Regions from separate parts of the Homo sapiens genome. Here regions 2 and 3 are each linked to region 1. A link is an interaction called in ENCODE POLR2A ChIA-PET data of the cell type or tissue named here. Cell type or tissue: Caco-2. All regions are shown on one strand.

Region 1 (8,000 bases):
TGTTGGAATTACCTGACAAAGATTTTAAAGAAAACATCATAAAAATTCACCAATGAGTAAAGAGAAACATGCTTCAAACAAATGAAAAAACCCCAGCAAAACCACTGGAGACATGAACCAAATGGAAATTTTAGAATCGCAACTGATAATAACTGGAAGTTCTTAAATTTCGTATTAGAGGGCCGGGCATGGTGGCTCACACCTGTAATCTCAGCACTTTGGGAGGCTGAGGCGGGTGGATCACCTGAGCTCAGGAGTTCGAGGCCAGCCTGGCCAATGTGGTGAAACCCTGTCTCTACTAAAAATACAAAAATTAGCTGGGCACGGTGGTGCATGCCTGTAATCCCAGCTACTCGGGAGGCTGAGGCACAAGAATGACTACTTGAACTGGGAAGCAGAGGTTGCAATGAGCCAAAATGGTGCCACTGCACTCCAGCTTAGGCGACAAAGAGAGACTCCATCTCAAAAAAAAAAAAAAAAAAATTCATATTAGAATTGCAGTGACTGAAGAATGGATCTATTAACTGGGATATAGATCAATAGAAATTCCCAATGTGAACAACAGAGAGAAAATTGAACCTTTAAAGTGTAGGCTTAGGGACAGGTGGGACGGTAAAAAAAAAAAAAAAAAAAAAAAAATCTATCATTCTTGTCACTGGAGTCCTAGAAGGAGAGGAGAAAAATGCATATGGCTAAAAAATTAAATAGCAGCTGAAGATCTCCCCCAAATTTTCAAAGGCAGAAAGCTGTAGATTTAAGAAGGAGAATGAACCACAAACAGGATAAATTAAATAAATTATGCAAGGATATGTCACAAACCTCTCAGAATTAAAGACAAAAAAAACCTTGAAAGTAGTTAAACAGCAAATGACAGATTACCTATAGTGGAACGATTGATTGATGGATGGATGGATTTTTTGAGACAAGACCTCTCTGTCACCCAGGCTGGAGTGCAATGGCAAAATCATGGCTCAAGGCAGCCTCAGCTCCCAGACTCATGCTTCAGTGAGGTGTGACTCTGCCACTGTACTCCAGCCTGCATGACAGAGTTAGAGTTTGTCTCAAATTTATTTATTTATTTATTTTTGGCTAGGCGCAGTGGCTCATGCTTGTAATCCAGCACTTTGGGAGGCTGAGGCAGGCGGATCATGAGGTCAAGAGATCGAGACCATCCTGGCCAACATAGTGAAACCCTGTCTCTACTAAAAATGCAAAAATTAGCTGGGCTTGGTGGCATGTGCCTGTAGTCCCAGCTACTCAAGAGGCTGAGGCAGGAGGATCGCTTGAACCTGGGAGGCAGAGGTTGCAGTGAGCCGAGATAATGCCACTGCACTGCAGTTCAAAAAAAGAATTTTTTTTTTTAATTAAAAAGTTCTAGTATCTAAAATGAGCAAAATCACTGTGTGCAGCCGAGGTGGGTGGATCATCTGAGGTCAGGAGTTCAAGACCAGGCTGCAGGGAGCCGAGATTGCACCACTGCACTCCAGCCTGGGAGAAAGAGTGAGACTCCGTCTCAAAAAAAAGTAAAAATGCATTTAAAAGAACAGCATCAACCAGGTACAGTGGCTCATGCCTGTAATCCCAACACTTTGGGAGGCTGAGGGTGGAGGATAGCTGAGCCCAGGAGTTTGAGACCAGCCTGGGCAACATGGTGAAACTCTGTCTCTACAACAAAAATTAGCCAAACGTGGTAGCATGCACCTGTAGTCTCAGCTACTTGGGAAGCAGGGGCAGGATTGCTTGAGTCTGGGAGGTCGAGGCTGCCATGATTGTACTACCTACTCCAGCCTGGGCAACAGAGCAAGACCCTGTCTCAAGAAAAAAAATGCAAAAACAAAACAAAAGAGAATAACATCATTTCCTTATCATTAGTTTGAAGTGAGTCATTGGTAAAAGTTTCTATTTTCAAAAAAAGCATTAAAATATAGTGTGAGGCCAGGCATGATGGCTCATTCCTGTAATCCCAGCACTTTGGGAAGCTGAAATGGATTGCCTGAGCCCCGGAGGTTGAGGCTGCAGTGAGCCATGTTTGTGTCACTTCACACTAGCAGCCTGGGGAACAGAGCAAGACCTTGTCTCAAAACAACAATACGTGGTTTACCACAACCAACAGGAAAAATCTGTATAAAACTGTATGAAATATTTACTGCTGTGCTCAACATGGTAGTGTAGAGGTCAAGGGCAAAAGTCCTGGGGTCAGGCCACCTGGTCTACTGTCTAATTAGCTGTGTCATCTTTGGAAAGGTACTTGAACTCTCTGTGCCTTAGAATTCGTTTTCTAAAATGTGGGCGGGGCACGGTGGCTCATTCTTGTAATCCCAGCCCTTTGGCAGGCTGAGGCCGGCGGATCACGAGGTCAGGAGGTCGAGACCATCCTGGCTAACACGGTGAAACCCTGTCTCTACTAAAAATACAAAAAATTAGCCGGGCGTGGTGGCAGGCGCCTGTAGTCCCAGCTATTTCGGAGGCTGAGGCAGGAGAATGGCGTGAACCCGGGAGGCGGAGCTAGCAGTGAGCCGAGATCACGCCACTGCACTCCAGCCTGGGCGACAGAGCGCGACTCCATCTCAAAAAAAAAAAAAAAAAAAAAAAAACACACACGCACACACACACACAAAATTAGCCGGGCGTGGTAGTGGGCACCTGTAATTCCAGCTACTGCGGAGGCTGAGGTTGGAGAATTGATTGAACCCAGGAGGCAGAGGTTTTTATACTTGCTAGGCAGAACTTAATTAACAATCAATTAGGAAAAGATATCGAAGCAGTAAACTGAAGTCAGGGTGAAAAGTTCTGTTGACCAAACATGGATTCTCTCCTTCTAGAACCAAGTTACAGTTGGAGTTACAGAAAATACTTTGAACAGGTCCTTTGGTATCCTGTAGGAAATCAGACAAAAACATAGATCAGTTACTTTCTTTTTCTTTTTTGACACAGTGTCTCACTCTGTCGCCCAGGCTGGAGTGCGGTGGCCAGATCACCGCTCACTGCAGCCTCCACCTCCTGGGCTCAAGCGATCCTCCTGCCTCAGCCCCGCAAGTAGTGCGGACTACAAGCCCGCGCCACCATGCCCAGCTAATTTTTTGTATTTTTGTAGAGACAGGGTTTCACCATGTTGCCCAAGCTAGTCTGGAACTCCTCAGCTCAAGCGATCCGCCCACCTCAGCCTCCCAAAGTGCTGGAATTAAGGGCCCCTGAGCCACGGGGCCGGCCCAATTACTTTACTCAGTTTGAGCATTAGCACTGGAAGAAAAGCTGTCACTTGCATATATATTTTTTTAAAGACATGATCTCACTCTGTCCTGTCACCCAGGCTGGTGTGCAGTGGCGTAATGTCGGCTTACTGTAACCTTAACCTCCCGGGCTCAAGCAATTCTTTTTTTTTTCTTTTTGAGACGGAGTCTCGCTCTGTCGCCCAGGCTGGAGTGCAGTGGAGCGATCTCGACTCACTGCAACCTCCGTCTCCCGGGTTCAAGCAATTCTCTGCCTCAGCCTCCCTAGTAGCTGGGATTATCGGTGCCCGCCACCACGCCCGGCTAATTGTTGCATTTTTAGTAGAGACGGGGTTTCACCATCCTGGTCAGGATGATCTTGTACTCCTGACCTCGTGATCCACCTCCCTTGGCCTCCCAAAGTGCTGGGATTACAGACGTGAGCCACCACGCCTGGCCCGATCGCTTTTATTTTTAATAAGATGTTTTCTTCGTTTCCTAGCCCCTTCTACCACCCTACAAATTTCCAAAGATTTTAATGTTGCTGCAACAGCCATCAGATGTCAAGCTAGGGGGTGCAGCTCCCTAATGCGGGGCAGCCTCAGAGGGGGCCAACCCTGCCCAGTATGAGCGGCGCTGGGCGGCAGGGGACGCTGCTGTGGTCCCCGGTACCTGGCTGGGTTAGGTGTTGGGGGCCGCACCTACACAGCCTCAGGTGAGGCGAGTGCGTGGCAAGGACTGCAGCTGGCTCTAGCGGGCTTGTGCTGTCCATTGAGGAGCTTCTGCGCCACCTTGTGCTTGTGCCCGCTGGGCGCCAGCAGGTTGGTGCGCAGCGCGTGCTCCAGTAGCGTCAAGCCCTTGCTGCGCCCAACGCGCAGGTAGTAGTAATCCAGGCAGTGGTAAAGCTCCCCTTGTAGCTTATTGTTGCCTGCCGCCGGGTCCGAGCCTGCAGAAGCTGACAGCTGCCTGTGGCCACCCGCCTGCGCATGCGCGCTTCTGGAAGACCCAGGCCCCCCTCCCCCGCAGCCCCGCCTCGAGTTCCGATTGGGCGCACCTCTGGTGACGTCACGGGGACGGGCGTTCGCCGAAGGCGCGTGTCTTCGGCGATGTCACAGCACCGGGCCTTCCGCGACGTCACAGTGACGGTACAGTGCCTGGAGCTAGGCTGTTTTCTCCTTAGAGTGGAGCTTGGTAACCGCGACCTCCCTGCCAGGTCCTTTGTGTTGCTGTCTGGAGATGGGTAGTTGACAAACTCCGACCCAGCACTGTTTCTGTGGGTCAAAACTAGAAAACTATGTCTGGATGCGGCCGAGGCGGAAGGATCCCTTCAGGCCAGGAGTTAAAGAGCAGCCTCAGCAACGTGGCGCGACCCAGTCTCAGTAGTTTCACCTCAACTTCCCAGCTCCTTGAACCCCAAGGTTCAAGGCTGCCATGAGCTGTGATCCCATCACAGCACTCCGTCCTGCGAGACTGAGGTAAACCATGTCTAAAAAAATAAAAAAATAAACTATCCAACTGTGCAACAGGGAGGGACTGCTTAAAGAAAACATGAGGCTGGCTGGACTCTATAATCCCAGCACTTTGGGAGGCCGAGGGGGAGGATGGCTTGGTCTAAGGAGTTCGAGACTGCCCTGGGCAACGTGACGCAACCCCGTCTGTAGAAAAGTTTCAAAAATTAGCCAGGCGTGGTGCACGCTTGGTGTATTTTTTTCCCCCCCGAGACGGAGTCTCGCTTTTTCGCCTAGGCTGGAGTGCAGTGGCGCGATCTCGGCTCATTGCAAGCTCCGCCTCCCGGGTTCATGCCATTCTCCTGCTTCAGCCTCCCCAGTAGCTCGGACTACAGGAGCCCGCCACCAAGCCCAGATAATTTTTTTGTATTTTTAGTAGAGTCGGGGTTTCACCGTGGTAGCCAGGATGGTCTTGATTTTCTGACCTCATGATCTGCCCGCCTCGGCCTCCCAAAGTGCTGGGATTACAGGCGTGAGCCACGGCGCCCGGCCTGTTGCATCTAGTTTTACTCAAGCAAAGGCTGTGGACTTCCTTAGTTTACACTGATGTATTCTAGTTTGCATCTGAAGTGTACTCTGAGGATGCTGACTTCCAGATAGCCATTTTTGGGTCAAGGGAAGTTAAAGTCTCCTGAGTATAGTAGCCATACCACCTAGAGAGCTTCCTTTTAGTTTGCTTAAAAAATGTATTTTACCTTAGTTTTCTTACATTAGGTGGGCAAAATAAGAAAGAGCAGAAGGCCAGGCGTGGTGGCTCATGCCTGTAATCCCAGCACTTTGGGTTTCTGAGTCAGGCGGATCACCTGAGTTCAGGAGTTCGAGACCAGCCTGGCCAACATGGTGAAACCCCATCTCTACTAAAAATACAAAAATCAGCCGGGTATGGTGGCATGTACCTGCAATCTCCACTACTTGGGAGTTTGAGGCATCAGAACTGCTTGACCTCAGTAGGCGGAGGTTGCAGTGAGCCGAGATTGCACCACTGCACTCCAGCCTGGGGGATAGAGCAAGACTCTGTCTCCAAAAAAAGAAAAGAAAAGTTTAGGGACACTCAGCAAAACTATAAGGCCTAGAATTGGAAACTGGGAATTACTCTGTTCGTAGATAATTTCTTTTCAAGATGGGCTAGTGGAGTTTCTGAGCAGCAGCTATGTTCTCCTTTCACATCTTCAGGTTTTATGAGGTTACCTTTCCCCCTCTGAGTGATCAGATCTGCCTCACAGTCACTCATGGGAGCCCTTGATCTCGACAAAATAGACCTTGAGTAGCTGAGTTCAAATAACTGAGGTGGCAAGAGGGGATCGGCTTCTTGGTTCGTGTATATATATATATTTTGTTTTGTTTTGTTTTAATGAAAGAGAGAAGCAGTCTCAAGGTCAGGATAACTCACCCTGATGTTCTCACTTTTCAGGGATTGTGCTGCATTCTGACTTAGATTCTGCCATCAAAAACAGAATGCCCTGATCCTTAGAGGCAGAGGCAGCTCTTCAGCCTATGGGGTAAGTAACCAGGGAATGGAGTTCTCACCAATTCTTATTTTCTATGCTAAAAGTTTTACTTTAAGATTTGGGCCTGGCTGGGTGCCGTGGCTCATGCCTGTAATCCCAGCACTTTGGGAGGCTGAGGTGGGAGGTCAGGAGATCACGAGGTCAGGAGATCGAGACCATCCTGGCTAACATGGTGAAACCCTGTCTCTACTAAAAATACAAAAAATTAGCCGGGCGTGGTGGCGGCAGCCTGTAGTCCCAGCTTCTCCGGAGGCTGATGCAGGAAAATGGCGTGAACCCAGGAGGCGGAGCTTGCAGTGAGCCGAGATCGCGCCACTGCACTCCAGCCTGGGCAACAAAGCAAGACTCCGTCTCAAAAAAAATATATATTTGGGCCTGCTTCTTTTTTGTGTGTGTGTAATGGAGTTTCACTCCTGTTGCCCAGGCTGTAGTGCACTGGTACTATCTCAGCTCACTGTAACCTCCACCTTCTGGGTTCGAGGGATTCTTATACCTCATACCTCAGCCTCCTGAGTAGCTGGGATTATAGGCATCCACCACCATGCTCAGCTAATTTTTGTATTTCATAGTAGAGACAGGGTTTTACCATGTTGGCCAGGCTGAAACGCCTTACCTCATGTGATCTGCCCACCTTGGCCTCCCAGAGTGCTGGGATTACAGGCGTGAGCCACCGTGCCCAGCCTAAACTGCCCAATTTTAAGGGGACAATTGGGAAAACAATTGTTTAAAAAGGCAATGAAGGCGTTGCCATGACTGTGGTTAGCAGTGTGAAGATCCTAGAAAACCTGCGTGAACTCCTGGGGGCTCATAGTCTACTGCCTGGTCAAGAGCTTTAGAAAACTTGGATGTACATGTTAGGACACCAGGTTCTGAAAGCTCTCAGGGTTGTATAAACTTCTATATTAAGTTCCATGATGCTCGATGGGTAGTCCCACATTTAGACACGCTATTGCTATTGCTGCTTCTTTCCTTATCATGAAAAGAGAAGATGCAGATAATACCTGAAGCAGGAAGACAAAGGGGAGATACTGAACTTGTCATCTAACTTTGGGTGCCCCTCATGCTTCGTGTTTCCCATTGAGCCTCATTTATCAGTGACACAGGGAATGGTCCCTTTGCTCTCCACTTTCCCTGTGGCTGCCTGGAGGTAGGGGAGGCAGATCATGTCACTTGCCGACATTATGTTGCTGTGGATTCGTTGGAGCGACAGGAACAGGAAATTTTCCTGGTGGTGTATGTATCACTGGGGCTCACAGGGGTACTTTTTAGTCTTCTCACTGGCCTCTGTGATTCTGTGACCCTGGTTATTACATGTTCAGAAAGTGTCAGCTTATTTGAAAGTGATACTCTTCTTTTCTATTTAAACATTGCCAAAGACCATCACACTATTTTTTTAAATTGAAATATTTTTTTATTTTTTATTTTTTGGAGATAAGAGTCTTGCCCTTTCATATGAACATGAAGGGACTCATAGTCCTTCACCTGTTGTTGGTCTTTAATTTGATAACGTATCAGTAAAGGGTTATGTCTGAATGAATTATAGAAGTTTAGGACCTAAAAAAGGAAGGTCCCAGAAACTGGGCTTTGGTTTATTTTTACTACTACACTTGCTATCGAAACCAAGCAGGTGACTTCATTTCTCTTGGATTCAGCTTTCTCATGTGTCAGGATGGGAGAGGAAGGGAGGCGTTGGGATAAGTGTCATTCCACTGTCTGTACTTCAAATCTGGCTAACACGTGTGGCAAATACTTAGATTTGTTGACAGAGGTTTCCT
Region 2 (8,000 bases), 620 kb after region 1:
ATACTAATTCTTTAGTAGAAAGGGGAGTATTCTAAATCAGACAATTAGCAGATCACCTAGAATTTCCACCCCCTCCACAGAGGCACACAAACAAGAGAATTAACCCAATTTGCTGTCTATAATAAACAGGATGTTCTACTCACCACTGAGCCCCAGAGGTTGTTACTAGATGACTAATCCCTAGCAGTAATGGCTACAATGGCCCAGTTCCCTATTGTATTACTGTGTGCAGAAATTTGAAAGGCACTCTTCTCCCACCCCCATCTTCCCTAACATACTTTTGCACATCAATCCATTAAGAATCTGAAGTGTAATTTATCTTATTCACTATTATCCTGTTAAATTGCTCTACAGCTGCCATGGGAGTAATTGCGGTGATTAGTGACTCAGACTTCTTGAGCAAAGGGCCTTAAGTAGGTTTCATTATTAAAACTTCCAAAGGTTTTATTATTGAAATAAACCTGAGATAGAGCAGTATGCCTCCATAGGGCAGTCATACTAATGATTCTTAAGTTACGAAGGGATGTCAGACCCATCAACAATGTTGCGCTTGTGAGTATGACTAACTGGGAATTTATCAACGAATAAAACCAACTGGCATTCTAAGAATGAAGAAGAATAATCTCATTTTAAGTAGCATATGAAGTGCTGTGCAACCCTTTAAAAAGCTGCCTTTGGCTGGGCGCGGTGGCTCATGTCTGTAATCCCAGCACTTTGGGAGCCTGAGGCAGGCAGATCACCTGAGGTCAGCAAATAGAGACCATCCTGACTAACACGGTGAAACTCCGTTTCTACTAAAAATACAAAAAATTAGCCAGGTGTGATGGCACATGACTGTAATCCCAGCTACTCGGGAGGCCGAGGCAGGAGAATCACTTGAACCCAGGAGGCGGAGGTTGCAGTGAGCCAAGATCATGCCATTGCACTCCAGCCTGGGCAACAAAAGCAAAACTCCATCTAAAAAAACAAAAACAAAAACAAAAACACCTGCCTTTGGCCAGGCACAGTGGCTCAGGCCTGTAATTCCAGCATTTTGGGAGGCCGAGGCAGGTGGATCATATTTACCTCCTAAATATCTCTCAAAACCTCGCTTCCCCTTCATATTCACTGGCACCTCCTATTCAGCATCTCATCACTCATTCAACAATATTTAATGAGTATGAAGCATAGCTAGGTGTTTTTAAACAGAATAAAAACAGTGTGATCTTTGTTTTCTGGTGGCTCAACATCTAGTTATTTCTTTTTTCTTTTTTTTCCAAGACAGAGTCTTGTTCTGTCACCCAGGCTGCAGTACAGTGGCGCGATCTCGGCTCACTGCAACTTCCGCCTCCTGGATTCAAGCAATTCTTCTACCTCAGCCTCCCAAGGAACTGGGAATACAGGTGTGCACCACCACGCCCAGCTAATTTTTCTATTTTTAGTAGAGATGGGATTTCATCATGTTGGCCAGGCTGGTCTCCATCTCCTGACCTCGTGATCCACATGCCTCAGCCTCCCAAAGTGCTAGGATTGCAGGCGTGAGCCACCGCACCCAGCAAACATCTAGTTATTTCTTATCTGAACTATTCACGTACACTCTTGTCTCTTACCATTCATTCACAGAGTAATACCCAGTCTGGGAATGGTAAGAGACAAAAGTATACCTGGGTACACCATGCCAATAGTACCCAGAGTGTCTCCTCCTCAAAACTGAGATTTTATTCAGGGGTCAGTAAACTTTTTCTATAAAAACCAGAGAGTAAATATTTTAGGCTTCTGGGCCATATGTTCTCTGTTGAAACTACTCAACTCTGCTCTTGTAACATTAAAAACAGCCATGGACAATATGTAAACCCATGGGTGAGACTGTGTTCCAATATGGTTTATTCATAAAAAAAGGCATCAGGCTAGATTTGACCCATGGGCCACAGAGTTTGCCGACCCCTGATTTAATTGCAGTGCTTCTTACTCCATTGGAATTATCCAGATTCCTTTCCATAGCCTAGAAGGTGCTCCATCCTCATCTGAGTATTACTTGCTTCTCCAGGATCCACTATGCTCCAGCCACCCTGACCATCTTTATGGTGCTTAAACACCGTGCCAAGTCCACTCACATCTCAGGTCCCTGCACTTCATGTTCTACCCATCACAACCACTCTTGCCCAGTGAGCTGCCTCAGCTCAAATGTCACCTCCTCAGAGAGGTCTTCACTGCCCACCCCAATAGGTCAGTGCCCATCCTAATGCCCAAACTTTCTAACTCCCAAAGCTCTATTTATTTTCTTCAAATTACTTATCACCGTCTGAACACATATCATTTGTTGCATGTATATAGCCTGCTTCTCCACCACCACACCACCACCACTAGAACGGAAGCTCCCCGAGAAAAGAGACTGTCTTACTCATTCTCCCCTTAGTTCCCAGCACCTAGATCTGTGCCTGGCACTTGGCAGGGGCTCAAAAAATATCTGTTATTGGCTGGGCACAGTGGCTCATGCCTGTAATTCCAGCACTTTGGGAAGCTGAGGTAGGCAGATCACCTGAGGTCAGGGGTTCGAGACCAACCTGGCCAACATGGTAAAACCCCATCTCTACTTAAAAAATAGAAAAATTAGCGGGGCATGGTGGTACACACCTGTATTCCCAGCTACTCGGGAGGCTGAGGAAGGAGAATCACTTGAATCCGGGAGGCAGAGGTTGCGGTAAGCCAAGATCACACCATTACACTCCAGCATGGGCAACAAGAGTAAAACTCCATCTAAAAAAAAAGAAAGGAAAGAAAGAAAGAAAGAAAAGCAAAGGAAAGAAAAGGAAAGAAAAGAAAAAAGAATATGAACAGTTGGCGAGATCAAGACTTCCGGCCCAAAGGGCCTGCAGCTGGTCTGACCATTCATCAAAAAATCTGAATTTAAATGGAGACACATTGGACTGTCACATGCAATAAAAGAACTGAAGCAGCAAATGGTCTTGATTTGGGTTTCGTCCACCCTACATGACTCCAGCAAATGGAGGAGTGAGCGTGCCTGCGGTGCTCCTGACACATCTAGGGTAGTTCCTATTCACAGTGGTCAACCTTTGGGATTTTCCACACCTCACAGGGTCATCATCCATCTAGGCTAACCTAGAATGTCCAGATAGAAGCTCCTGTTTAGAGACTGGAGAGAAAATTGTCAAACCTGAAAGCCCATGAACTGTCTCAGCCAGGGGAGAACTCACGTAGGAAAGACTACAGAGTGATGTCAGAAGCCTAATTTCAGATTGACCTGTACAGCTTTACGATTGTGAGTAATTAACTTACTTTTGCTAGGCTCTGTTAGTCTCACATCAATAATGAGAAAGCGAACCGAATAGTCTCCCAAATCCCTTTCAATTTTAACATCCTCTGACTTTATGATTAAAGAGTGATACTAATAAGGCTAAAACTGTGGCTTAACCCCAATAGGAGCCTGCTGGGATTATGCTAAGCAAAACTATTCCACACAGACAGAGCCATTCTGACCATGTCCCTCCCTACACCAGCTAACATACAGATATGCACCACTGGTGTGAGAAGTCCCTCCTACAGAGGACATTGACTGATTCAATAATAGGCTGATTTAGTCATTCAACCAAGAAATATTTACTGAGCACCTTCTAGGTATTTAGGGATACAACAGAACAAAACAGACAAAATCCCTTTCCTTATGGAGCTTACGTTTTAGTGAAGAAGAGTGGGGGAGTCAGACATCAAATAGGAAATGAGTTGAGGATACATTTTACGCAGAGCACCCTGGAGGCACTTTTGATAAGGTGATTTTTGAGCCTCAATCCAAAGCAGTGAGACAGTGAGCCATGCAGACACTAGGGGAAGAATGTTCCAGGCAGAGGGAACAGCAAGGCCCAGAGACAGGACAGGGTCAAGCATGCCTGGAATGTTAAAGGAAACGCCATGAGCTCAGTGTTTATACAGAGGAGTAAGAGCAGAATAGCAGGAAGCACAGTGAGACAGGTAGTAGGGGGCAAGATCATGTAGAAAACAGAAAGCCACTGGAGAGTTTGAACAGAGGGGTAAACATGATCTAAATTCCACTGAAAAATGACTGTTCTAGCTGTTGTGTTGAGAGTAGACAGGCTGGGTGCAGTGGCTCACACCTGTAATCCCAACGCTTTGGGAGGCTGAGGCAGGCGGATCACTCGAGGCCAGGAGTTCAAGACCAGTCTGGCCAACATGTCAAAACCCTGTCTCTACTAAAAATACAAAAGAATTAGCCAGGCATGGTGGTTTGTGCCTGTAATCCCAGCTACTAGGGAGGCTGAGGCAGGAGAATCGCTTGAACCTGGGAGGCGGAGGTTACAGTAAGCAGAGATCACAGCATTGTACTCCAGCCTTGGTGAGAGAGCAAGACTCTGTCTCAAAAAAGAAAAAAAAAAAGACAGAATAGACTGAAGGAGGCAAGCATGGAAACAAGAAAACCAGTTAGGAGACTACTGAGATAAACCAGGTGAGAGATGATGGCAGATGGATCCAGGGTGGCAGCAGTGAGGAATGAAGAGGGACAGACTCTGGGATATATTCTGAAGTTGAATCAACAGGACACTGGAGGACAGGATGATCTTGGAAAATCTTGGGACTACTGCAGAATTGAATGAGGCTAAATGGCACTAAATTCCAACATCCACTGTGAAATCCTGGGATTAGGGATTTGTTCATCTCTGTCACCTACTGTCCCACCCAGTACTTGGCACATAATGAAGATATAAAAAGTCCTCAATTCTTGAATAAATGTGGAACTGAATATATTACAAAGCCAGAAAACCCTGCAGTTTGATAGGTCATTAGGAGACCAAAAAGCATCTGGTACTAGACATATTTTACTAACAGAGTCTTGCCCTGTCGCCCAGGCTGGCAATGGCATGATGTCAGCTCACTGCAACCTCCGCCTCCCAGGCTCAAGCAATTCTCATGCCTCAGCCTCCCCAGTAGCTGGGACTACAGGCACTCACCACTAAGCCCAGCTAATTTTTTTGTTTTGTTTTGATTTTTGTATTTTAGTAGAGATGGGGTTTCACCATGTTGCCGAGGGTGGTCTCAAACTCCTGAGCTCAGGCAATCCACCCACTTTGGCCTCCCAAAGTGCTAGGATTACAGGTGTGAGCCACTGCACTCGGCCTAAATCTATTTCTTTTTATAAAAAATTTTCCTTACTATGGCCAGACACGGTAGCTCATGCCTGTAATCCCAGCACTTTCGGAGGCCGAAGCAGGCATATCATGAGGTCAGGAGATTGAGACCATCCTGGCTAACACGGTGAAACCCCGTCTCTACTAAAAATAAAAAAATAAAAATAAAAATTTCCCTTTATAACTCATTTCACAGTAGTAACCAATGAAGCTGACAAACAACTTCACATTATACAGGTGAGATGTGAACAACTTGGCCATTTCCCTGAGAGGCCAGATGTAGTCACCAAACCTCAGCAACTCCCACCTAAAATACAGGGATAAGTATTACACAAGTAGTAAGCCCATGTTCTTATAAATAGTAAATCATGGGCCGGGCACAGTGGCTCACGCCTGTGATCCCAGCACTTTGGGAGGCTGAGGCGGGTGGATCACGAGGTCAGGAGCTCAAGACCAGCCTGGCCAACATGGTGAAACCCCGTCTCTACTAAAAATACAAAAATTAGCCAGGTGTGGTGGTGGGTGCCTGTAATCCCAGCTACTCAGGAGGCTGAGGCAGAGAAATGCTGGAACCCGGGAGGTGGAGGTTGCAGTAAGCCAAGATTGTGCCACTGCACTCCAGCCAGGGCAACAGAGGGAGACTCCATCTCTAAAATAAAATAAAATAAATAAAATAAAATAAAAAAATAAAATAAAATAATAAAATAAAATAAAATAAAATAAAATAAAAAAATAAAGACAAAGGATGTCACTTACATGGACACGTGTTCAGGGCTTGTGTGGAGGAGTTGTGGATGATGACGAAAGTCGACCTGGAGACAATGGAGTCTGACTGGAGTTACTGGATGAGGAAAGGAGAGAAAGAGAGAGAAAAGGAAAAGGGTAAGGGAAGTGGAAGATTGCCTCAGTGTGAAGGTCATCTCTGATTGCTGACAAAGGCAGTGGAAAATGTTGGAGAAGGTCTGAAAATACTGCTAAAGGTTGGTGGTTTCAGAAAATCTTGTAACATTTCCTTTACTTTAAAACTTAGCATCTCAAGGGTTTTTAGTATGAGTTTTTTTTTGTTTTGTTTTGTTTTTCCCCATGGATTTCAGAGTAGTTGAACCATTCAGCCACAGAAAATAACTCCGGTATCAACCACATTAGAATATTACCAATAAAGACATGGGACTCTCCTCCTCTGAGGTCGAGCACGTCTATTCACTTGCTGCTCAGCCTCCTCTTCTGCCCACCCTCACCTCCTTTTCTGGCATCTGCTCCTCCCAGGGAGGACTTCACACCCTCCTCACAGAGCCAGCTGCCACCTCCCACTCTTCGAGGCTCCATCACATGCCTGGCTCCACCACCTTCTCGTGTGTGACATCTACCTTTCACCAAGCTGAGGACACAGTGCACCCATGGTGTGTTTAAGGAGACAGTTCTGATGGCCACAAAATTCTTTTGTTATGTGGTCTGTGATTTGAATTGCCCTGTCCAAAGACTAATGCATGGTTCATGGTCAGGCCAAGTAAGGTTATGCTGGAATGAGAAACCACCAAGCACCTTTAATTCCTTCCAAGATCTTTTAGGAGTGGGACAAAGTCAAGTGCTGGGTTAGTGATGGCAAGAGAGGAGATTCTCTCTGCTGCACTCTGGTGATGATGGCAGGTCCAGCACTGCTCCAGCACCCAATCCTTGCAGTGTCTTCTATGGCACTTGCACATTCTTTATATAATACGGGCTTTGCAGTCTCAGTTTCTGCAATCACTGTCACAACTGCCCCTAACAAAAGCAGTGACTGCATTCCTCACAACCTTGAATTTGAGCTTTGTCTTGAGAAATGAAGGTTTCTACAGGTTTCTTCATGTTCACATTAATCCAAACTGAAGATTTACCTCCAGGAATATTTTTCTTTCTCTATTACTTCCCTTAGCAAAAAATGTGTAACTTCCAATCTTCAATTCTTCACCAATGCTTTGATTCTTTGGCTAAATCAAACGCATGCTGAGGGCCAGGCACAGTGGTTCACACCTGTAATCTCAGCACTTTGGGAGACTAAGGCAGGCTGATCACAAGGTCAGGAGCTCAAGACCAGCCGGGCCAACATGGTGAAACCCCATCTCTTCTAAAAATACAAAAATTAGCCAGCATGGTGGTGTGCACCTGTAATCCCAGGTACTGGGAGGCTGAGGCAAGAGAACTGCTTGAACCCAGGAGGTGAAGGTTACAGTGAGCCAAAATCATGCCACTGCACTCCAGCCTGGGCAACAAAGCAAGACTCTGTCTCAAAAAAAAAAAAAAAGAAAGAAAAAACATGCTTAACCTATGAGTTAAGCACTGAGTTTTGTCTTCTCCACTGCAGGACTCCTGGACAAGGATTATTTTCTTACCCTACTATAGAATTTCTCAACCACTTTCCATGCCATACTCCACACAAAATCTATTTGGCACACTGACTGACCTTCACTAATTGCCCCAAGATACTGTGAGAGCTGAAGGAGCAGTATTTCAGGACACACCCATTAACCCAACTTGAGAACATTTATTCACTGTAGTATTAATGAGAATGATTAACTGCACAAATTTGTAAAGACCTAATATGCACACATAATTCATACTTGATTCCCAACACTTATTTCCTGACAATAAAAACCTTCATACTAAATGGCTAGTTATTGGTTCTTGGCAACTTAAATTCCTAAGGTGGTAGATAATCTACAAATTGTGGTCACTTACTCTGACAGTGCACAATGGCAAACAAAAAGATGGGAAAGAAAGAAAGCTCTAATAAAGAGCTCTAACAAAGAAAATAGGCTGGGCACGGTGGTTCACACCTGTAATCTTAACACTTTGGGAGGCCAAGGTGGCAGATCACCTGAGGTC
Region 3 (8,000 bases), 180 kb before region 1:
CAGAGGCCAGCTGAATCCCAGAGCTTCCCAAAGTGGACACCAGCGGGGACTATTCCTGATGTCCCACCCAAGAGAGGAAGATGAACTCTGGTGCTGCTGCTCTGCCCAAATGCATCCCATGTGCATTCACGTGTCACCCATTCAAAATAAATAACATGGAATTCTTGGAACCTTGTATCTGACATGTAAGACCAGCTTACACATTGGGCTGGGTGCAGGGGCTCACACCTGTAATCCTAGCACTTTGGAAGGCTGAGGTGGGCAGATTGCTTGAGCACAGGAGTTCCAGACCAGCCTGAACAACATGGTGAAATCCTGTCTCTTCAAGAAATATTAAAAAAAAAAAATTGGGCTGGGCACAGTGGCTCATGCCTGTAATCCCAGCACTTTGGGAGGCCGAGGCAGGTGGATCACCTGAGGTCGAGAGTTCAAGACCAGCCTGACCAACATGGAGAAACCCTGTCTCTACTAAAAATGCAAAATTAGCCAGTCGTAGTGGTGCATGCCTGTATTCCCAGCTACTAAGGAGGCTGAGGCAGGAGAATTGCTTGAACCTGGGAGACGGAGGTTGTGGTGAGCTGAGGTCATGCCATTGCATTCCAGCCTAGGCAACAAGAATGAAACTCTGCCTCAAAAAAAAAAAAAAAAAATTGGCTGGGTGTGGTGGTACATGCCTGTAGTCCCAGCTACTTAGGAGGCTGAGGTGGAAGGATTGCCTGTGCCCAGGAGGTCAAGGTTGCAGTGAGTTGTAATCAGGCCACTGCACACCAGCCTGGGAAACAGAGTGAGACCCAGTCTCAAAAAAAAAGTCTACACCATCATTGTCTCCTTGGGTCATCTGGCCTGTCTTGTATTTAGGGTCATTTGTATTAGGAGATAGAAATCACAGAGTAATTTGAATAATTTATACCTTTAATTAGAGAAGTGAGGGATCAGCAAATAAAGATAACTATAAAGAAATAGGTCAAGAAAGGGGCTGGAACAAAGTGGCGACATTTTGGGATAGCCATTGTGGGAGAAACAGAGACGAAATTGCATGAGGACAAACAATAATTTCCAAGCAGCACTGAGGACCTGGATGAAGCGAGAAAACCAGCTCTGATGAGTTGTAGTAACTCAGATCAGATCAGCTTTTCATTTGTCTCACAAGGCCCAGCGATCAACATGAGAGAGCGAGAAAGCCAGATAGCTGGGGGGTCCTGGCAAGATGACGAGTAGAGGCAGTGCTCAAGCAGTGAGCATCAAAGGATGGGGCTAACCTGCGGGAATGTGGTTGGAATGATGGGACCTGGATGAAGTAAAGAAGAAATAAGACAGGGGCCAGTTTCTGGACTCTGCAACTGGGAAAGGTGTACAGGTCCAAAGCCTGATAGGGTCTGAAAGCAAGCTTATGACACAAGGGTGTTGAGAAAGTAAGATGATGGTCATCAGATGGGGATTCCATAAGACTAGATTTTGGATGGGATCTACTCTACCTAACTCTATGAGGGGAGGTGGCAGTTAGAAGCCAGAAGGTGAGAATATCAAATGGGCCATTGTTAGCCGGGCATGATGGTGTGTACCTGTAATCCCAGCTCCTTGGAGACTGAGGCAGGAGAATCGCTTGAACCTGGGGGTGGAGGTTGCAGTGAGCCGAGATCGTGCCACTGCACTCTAGCCTGGGCAACAGAGTGAGACTTTGTCTCAAAACAAAACAAACAAAAAAATCAAATGGGCCGTTGTCATGGATGTCCAGCATGGAGACCCACTATCTGCCAAGTGCCCACACACTGTTGGATTTAGTGAACAACTTAGATGTCAGTGGGTGACCAAAATGAGGAAAGGCATGGCTGGAATATGGCAGCCACTGTTGGCTGGAAATGGCCAAGGAGTAATTGTGAACTTTATAGTGAACTTGAGTCCAAGCTGCTATTTAACTGTTCAATAAATGAACAAGCATCATTAGCTGAAACAGAATGTAAAGAAAAATAAGAGGGAGAAATCAGACTTTGATTTCAGGACTATTTCTAATTTAGGCTCCAAAGCTTAAGAGAAGTACAGAGGACTTGATTTTTAGAAAAACTTAAAAATTATTAAATAGATAAGATCATATTCAGAGCTAAATTTAACCAGAATCTAACATTGTTTCCCAGATGAAGAGTTTCACAAAGCCGACTAACTAGTCCAGCTGACTCCCTAGGCTGCTGGGTAGCAGAGTGGGGACATGTCTGTGTGCTGAGACTTGGTGTGTCCCTGTCTTGAAGCCCAGGGCCTGGCTCTGCACTGCCAGGTTACCCAGATGCAGTTATAGAAGAAAAGCCAAAACAACTTGCAGAAAATAAGTCTGCCGAAAAGATAAATAATAGTATTCCAATACATGAACAGACTTGTGACATCTCTTCTCTGGGGACAGAACAAGAGGATACAGGTTTATATCCCAGCAAGAGGAATTCTGCCGAGACCAGTTCGGTCAGGGAGACCCTAACCCAGCGGCGGTAGAGGAATTAAAGATACACACACAGAAATATAGAGGTGTGAAGGGGGAAATCAGGGGTCTCACAGCCTTCAGAACTGAGAACCCTGAACAGAGATTTACCCACGTATTTATTAACAGCAAGCCAGTCATTAGCATTGTTTCTATAAGATATTAAATTAACCAAAAGTATCCCTTATGGGAAACGAAGGGATGGGCCGAATTAAAGGAATAGGTTGGGCTAGTTAACTGCAGCAGGAGCATGTCCTTAAGGCACAGAGCGCTCATGCTATTGTTTGTGGCTTAAGAATGCCTATAAGCGTTTTTCTGGTTTTCCGCCCTGGGTGGGCCAGGTGTTCCTTGCCCTCATTCCGGTAAACCCACAATCTTCCAGCAAGGGCGTTATGGCCATCATGAACATGTCACAGTGCTGCAGAGATTTTGTTTATGGCCAGTTTTGGGGCCAGTTTATGGCCAGATTTTGGGGGGCCTGTTCCCATCAGATTCTACATTAAATACAAGGAAACTTGGCCGGGCACGGTGGCTCACGCCTGTAATCCCAGCACTTTGGGAGGCCGAGGTGGGCGGATCGCGAGGTCAGGAGATCGAGACCATCCTGGCTAACACGGTGAAACCCCGTCTCTACTAAAAATACAAAAAAATTAGCCGGGTGTGGTGGGCGCCTGTAGTTCCAGCTACTCGGGAGGCTGAGGCAGGAGAATGGCGAGAACCTGGGAGGCAGAGCTTGCAGTGAGCCGAGATCACACCACTGCGCTAGCCTGGGTGACAGAGCGAGACTCCGTCTCAGAAAAAAAAAAAAAAAAGGAAAGTTTCTAACTGGAGATATGAGATGAGCTACACAAGAAGAAGCCAAAACATCTGCCCTGGTGCTGCACTGTTGCTCAGTCGTATCATTTTCTGAGTCCTGAGAGTTTTCATATTTGGATAAGTGATCAGTCTGAAAGTCACTTAAGTCCTGCCTAAACTCCAGGACAGCTGGCATCTTCCTTCTCCTCTTTCTTCTCACGTGGCTTCACCCTCACAGTCCCTCATGCTCTCAACTTGGAGCCATCATCTTATCACGATCTCCCTAGCCTCCCTAACCCTCACTCCTGCCTGGTTATTCTATATCACCATGTTATTTATTTTTTAAGTAATTATGATTACGTTATAGGCTTAATTGTGATCCCCACCAGATTCATATGTTGTAGTCCTAATCCCAGTACATCAGAATGCAACTGTATTTAGAAACAAGGTCTCTAAAGAGGTGAGTTAAGATGATGCCATTAGGGTGGGCCCTAATCCAATTCAACTGGTGACTTTATAAAAAGAGGAAATTTGGACACACACAGAGACACTAAAAATGCATGTTCACAGAGAAAAGGCCATGTAAGGACACAGTGAAGAGGTCACTTTCACTGGTGTCCGTGTGAAGAGACCACCAAACAGGCTTTGTGTTAGCAACAAGGCTGTTTATTTCACCTGGGTGCAGGCAGGCTGAGTCCTGGAAGGGACTCAGAGTCAGGGAAGGCAGATAGGGGTGGGGCTGTTTTATAGGATTTGGGTAGGTAAAGGAAAATTTCAGTCAAAGGGGGTTGTTCTCTGGCAGGTAGGGGCGGGGGACACAAGGTGCTCAGTGGGGAAGCTTTTGAGCCAGGATGAGCCAGGAAAAGGAATTTCACAAGGTAATGTCATCAGTTAAGGCAGTAACAGGCCATTTTCACTTCTTTTGTGATTCTTCAGTTACTTCAGGCCATCTGGATGTATACATGCAGGTCACAAGGGATATGATGGCTTAGCTTGGGCTCGGAGGCCTGACAGTGACTATCTATAAGCCAAGAAGAGAGGCCTCAGGAGAAACCAAACCTGCCAGTTCTGTGATCTTATCTTGGATTTCTTTTTTTTTTTTTTTTTCGTTTTTTTAGAGGGAATCTCTCTCTTTTACCCACGCTGGAGTGCAGTGGCACGATCTCGGCTCACCGCAACCTCTGCCTCCCAGGTTCAACAGATCCTCCTGCCTCAGCCTTTCTAGTAGGTGGGGTTACAGGCACGCGCCACCTTTGGATCCACACCTCCTCCCGTCCTGAGCCAAAGGCCACGGAAGTGACGTTTGCACGCCGTGCGTAACGTGCATTCTGGCGGTGCCGGGAGCGGGGCGAGGAGGAGGGTGGGTATGAGGCGGTAGCGGACCGCGGAGTCGAGACCTACCCGAACGACGCGGGCGAGCGGGGCTTTGGACGCCGGTGGAGACGCAGGCGAGGTACGGAGCGGAAGGACTAGGGCCAAGAGCAGCGCGGCTCTCAGCTCCGGGAGCGGGGCGGCGAGGTGTCTCGGGCCGGGGTTGGGGGGAGCGGTTGGTCTGTGCCGTCCGCGCGGCGGGGGCGGTTGCGCGTCGGTGCCTCCCGCTGTCCTTCGTCCCACATTCCAGCCTCGTCAGCCCCGCCTGCCCCGTTCCAGGCCGCCCTCGGCTCCCTTAATCCTCCCAGTGCGCGGCTTCTCTGTCTCAGGCGCTGGTTGCCGGCGTCTGCAGCGGCCGGCCAAGCCCCGAAGGCGTGAGGCGGAGCATTTCTTGGCCGCCTCCCTCTGCGGCGGCTTCCCTCGGCCCGGCTCCCACTTCCCCGTCCAGGACGCTGGTTCCGAAGCAACATTTGTGGTCGGGCGGGGCCTCTCACAGAACATCCCCGGAACGCTCCGGGATGGGACTCTCGGACCCAAACCACAGACCCCGGCCGCGGCAGGGGCGCCGGGACTTGATCCCGCGTTGCCCTGGGGGGACAGAAGCGTCCCGGAGTGGGGAGGGGATTTGAAGCCTGTGGTCCTGATTTCCACCCCGTGGCTGAGGGCGAGGCTGCGGGGCTGGGGTTAGGAGCAGAAGTCCCTGCTTCCGAACCGTCTGGGAGGAGAGCCGAGGGGTGCCCATCACGGCAGTTGAGGGAGAGAGAAGGGGGGACTCTGCCGCTTTGGAGGCTAGGTCATAGGCAGCTGGCGGTGTCTCAGCGCGGGTGACCAATCCTTGCGGTTGGGAAATGTGTCGTGGGCGCCCGTGGACTCGTTTTGCCTTTGAGATTAAATAGGAGATTTTTCCAGGACGAGTTTACCGGAGCACCTTGGGAGTTGGTTTTTGGCTCGGAGAGCTACTTTCCTCCCTCTAAACCTGAAACTGCTTTGTTTTTATTTATTATATTTTTCGACATGGGATCTCACAGTGTTGCCCAGGCAGGTGTGAAACTCCTGGCCTTAAGCGATGCTCCCGCCTCGGCCTCCTAGAGTGCTGGGATTATAGGCGTGAGCCATCGCGTGGCTTTAACTGCTGTTGGAGTCTGCTCCTTAAAATTGTTATGCCAAGAAACTTGCCAGAGATGCAAGAAAATGTGATTATATTGTTAATATTTAATGATAAATAACATTTTGCTTTTAAGAGTTACTGATTCATATCTGCAGGATTAAGAAGTGTTCAGGATTTGAATTTTTAATGACCTTCCAAGCAGTCATGTTTCTGCTCTCTAGAAGTTAGCCAGTTGAGGAGAAGGGACAGTCAAGATACTTTCAAAACAGTGTGGTAAGGAGTGTGAGCTAAGATGGAGCACCGAGGAAGGAGCCGGGCATTTAGGCCGTGCTGTTGGGTGTGGAGCCTAGAAGGGATCAGGGAATACTTTCTGCATGTGTCTTGAAGAATGAGTAACATTCATACTAACAGGGTGGAGTGACGGAGAGGGGGGAACCAAAGGAGAGGAGGCCAGTAACTACAAGGAGGTGCTTATTTATTTATTTAATTGAGAGAGAGGGTCTCACTTTGTCACCCAGGCTGGAGTACAGTGACACGATCACGAGTCACTGAAGTCTCAACTGCCTGGGCTCAAGTGATCCTCCCACCTCAACCTCCTGAGTACCTAAGACTGCAGATGCGTGCCACCACACCTAGCTGATTTTTAAAGATTTTGTAAAGATGGGGTCTTGCTGTGTTGCCCGGGTTGGTCTTGAATTCCTGGACTCAAGCAGTCCTCCCTCCTCAAGTGTCCCAAAGTGCTGAAATTACAGGCATGGGCTACCGAGCCTGGAGGGTGGTTATTAAAGTGAAAAAGTGCAGGACAGAGATGTAGGAGCTTAGGCTTCATCTGATGGTGACAGAACCAGGGAAGAGTTTTTAGCTGGGTCCTTTTATGGTTAAAACGGGTCTCTCTGGCAGGCACTGTGGCTCACGCCTGTAATCCCAGCACTTTGGGAGGCTGAGGCGGTTGGATCACAGGGTCAGGAGTTCGAGACCAGCCTGAGCAACATGGTGAAACCCCATCTCTGCTAAAAACACAAAAATTAGCCAGGTGTGATGGCGCCTACCTGTAATCCTAGCTACTCAGGAGGCTGAGGCAGGAGAATTGCTTGAACCCAGGAGGTGGAGTTTGTGGTGAGCCGAGATCATACCAATGCACTCCAGCCTGGGCAACACAGTGAGACTTCGTCTCAAAAAAAAAAAAAAATGGGTCTCTCTCTCTCTCTCGAATGCAGTGGCGGGAACACAGCTCACTGCAGCCTCCACCACCCAGGCTTAAGCGATCCTCTTGTCTCAGACTCTCAAGTAGCTGGGACCACAGGCCTGCCACCTACTAATTTAGCTTGCCTCGTTAATTTTTTTTTTTTTTGAGATGGATTTTCGCTCTGTCCTCCAGGCTGGAGTGCAGTGGCGCGATCTGGGCTCACTGCAAGGTCCGCCTCCTGGGTTCAAGGGCTTCTCTTGCCTCAGCCTTCTGAGTAGCTGGGACTATAGGCGCGCATCTATAGTAATCCCAGCACTTTGGAAGTCCGAGGCGGGCCGATCACAAGGTCAGGAGTTCGAGCCCAGCTTGGCCAACATGGTGAAACCCTGTTGTGGTGGTGGGCACCTGTAATCCCAGCTACTGGGAGACTGAGGCAGGAGAATCACTTGAAACCGGAAGGTGGAGGTTGCAGTGAGCCGAGATCACGCCACTGCACTCTAGCCTGTGGAAGAAGAGTGAAACTCTGTCTCAAACAAAAAAAAGTCTTGATTTTCGTATTTTCCAAAAGCTCTCTCATGGTTCCTCATATTCAGAAAAGGGAGTCTCCCATTGGGAATGAAGTCATGAGAAGAAATGGACATTTTCATAATTGTGGTGTTTTCTTTATAGTAGTGGTTCTCAAAGGTAGTTCCTAGCAGTATCACCTGGAAACTTGTTAAATTCGAATTCTCAGGCCCTATCCCAGGCCAGCTGAATCAGAAACTGAGGTTGGACCCAGTACTCTGTGTTTTAACTAGTCTTCCAAGTGATATTGATGTGCATTCAAGTCTGAGAAACACTGCTTGTCAGGTTAGTTGTTTGCTGTTTAATTTTTTACTCCCACCTTCACTGGGCCCTGGAGAGTGTGGAAGGGACAAAAGTGAGAGAACACTGTCTCTGCAGGTACTGTGCCAGTCTTCTGATGAATCGTTTGAGAAACTTAGAAAACATCTGTTGAGCACCTGCTCAGTTCCTGGCACTGTGCTAAGTGGCTAAGAGCATGGGGTGGACATGTAAGCAAGTAATTGTAATAGGAC

Evidence for each region. ChIA-PET counts read pairs that join two places held together with the same protein. Peaks named below come from ENCODE experiments on the same cell type or tissue, not always from the same donor. Only the 100,000 strongest peaks of a DNase experiment are listed, where the experiment ranks them.
Region 2: POLR2A ChIA-PET joins it to region 1 with 13 read pairs; 1 of 35 experiments calls an interaction of 5 or more read pairs at or near these places.
Region 3: POLR2A ChIA-PET joins it to region 1 with 6 read pairs; 3 of 35 experiments call an interaction of 5 or more read pairs at or near these places.

Annotation. Positions count from the first base shown.
Region 1 is chr7:66,409,831-66,417,830 of GRCh38, reverse strand. No RefSeq gene overlaps it. Among named protein-coding and RNA genes, the nearest start is that of LINC00174, 13 kb to the right of the region's middle. In Caco-2, a CTCF peak has its summit at 3,852 (motif pointing right); a DNase peak (open chromatin) is centred at 4,240; H3K4me3 peaks cover 2,890 bases.
Region 2 is chr7:65,790,764-65,798,763 of GRCh38, reverse strand. It overlaps the pseudogene GTF2IP5. Among named protein-coding and RNA genes, the nearest start is that of LINC03006, 24 kb to the right of the region's middle. In Caco-2, no CTCF peak of the experiment used is centred here; a DNase peak (open chromatin) is centred at 3,883.
Region 3 is chr7:66,588,969-66,596,968 of GRCh38, reverse strand. It overlaps the pseudogene RABGEF1P1. Among named protein-coding and RNA genes, the nearest start is that of KCTD7, 36 kb to the left of the region's middle. RefSeq lists silencers at 3,963-4,134, 4,452-4,521, 4,782-4,921 and enhancers at 4,393-4,687, 7,242-7,743. In Caco-2, no CTCF peak of the experiment used is centred here; DNase peaks (open chromatin) are centred at 4,548, 4,888 and 5,293; H3K4me3 peaks cover 2,273 bases.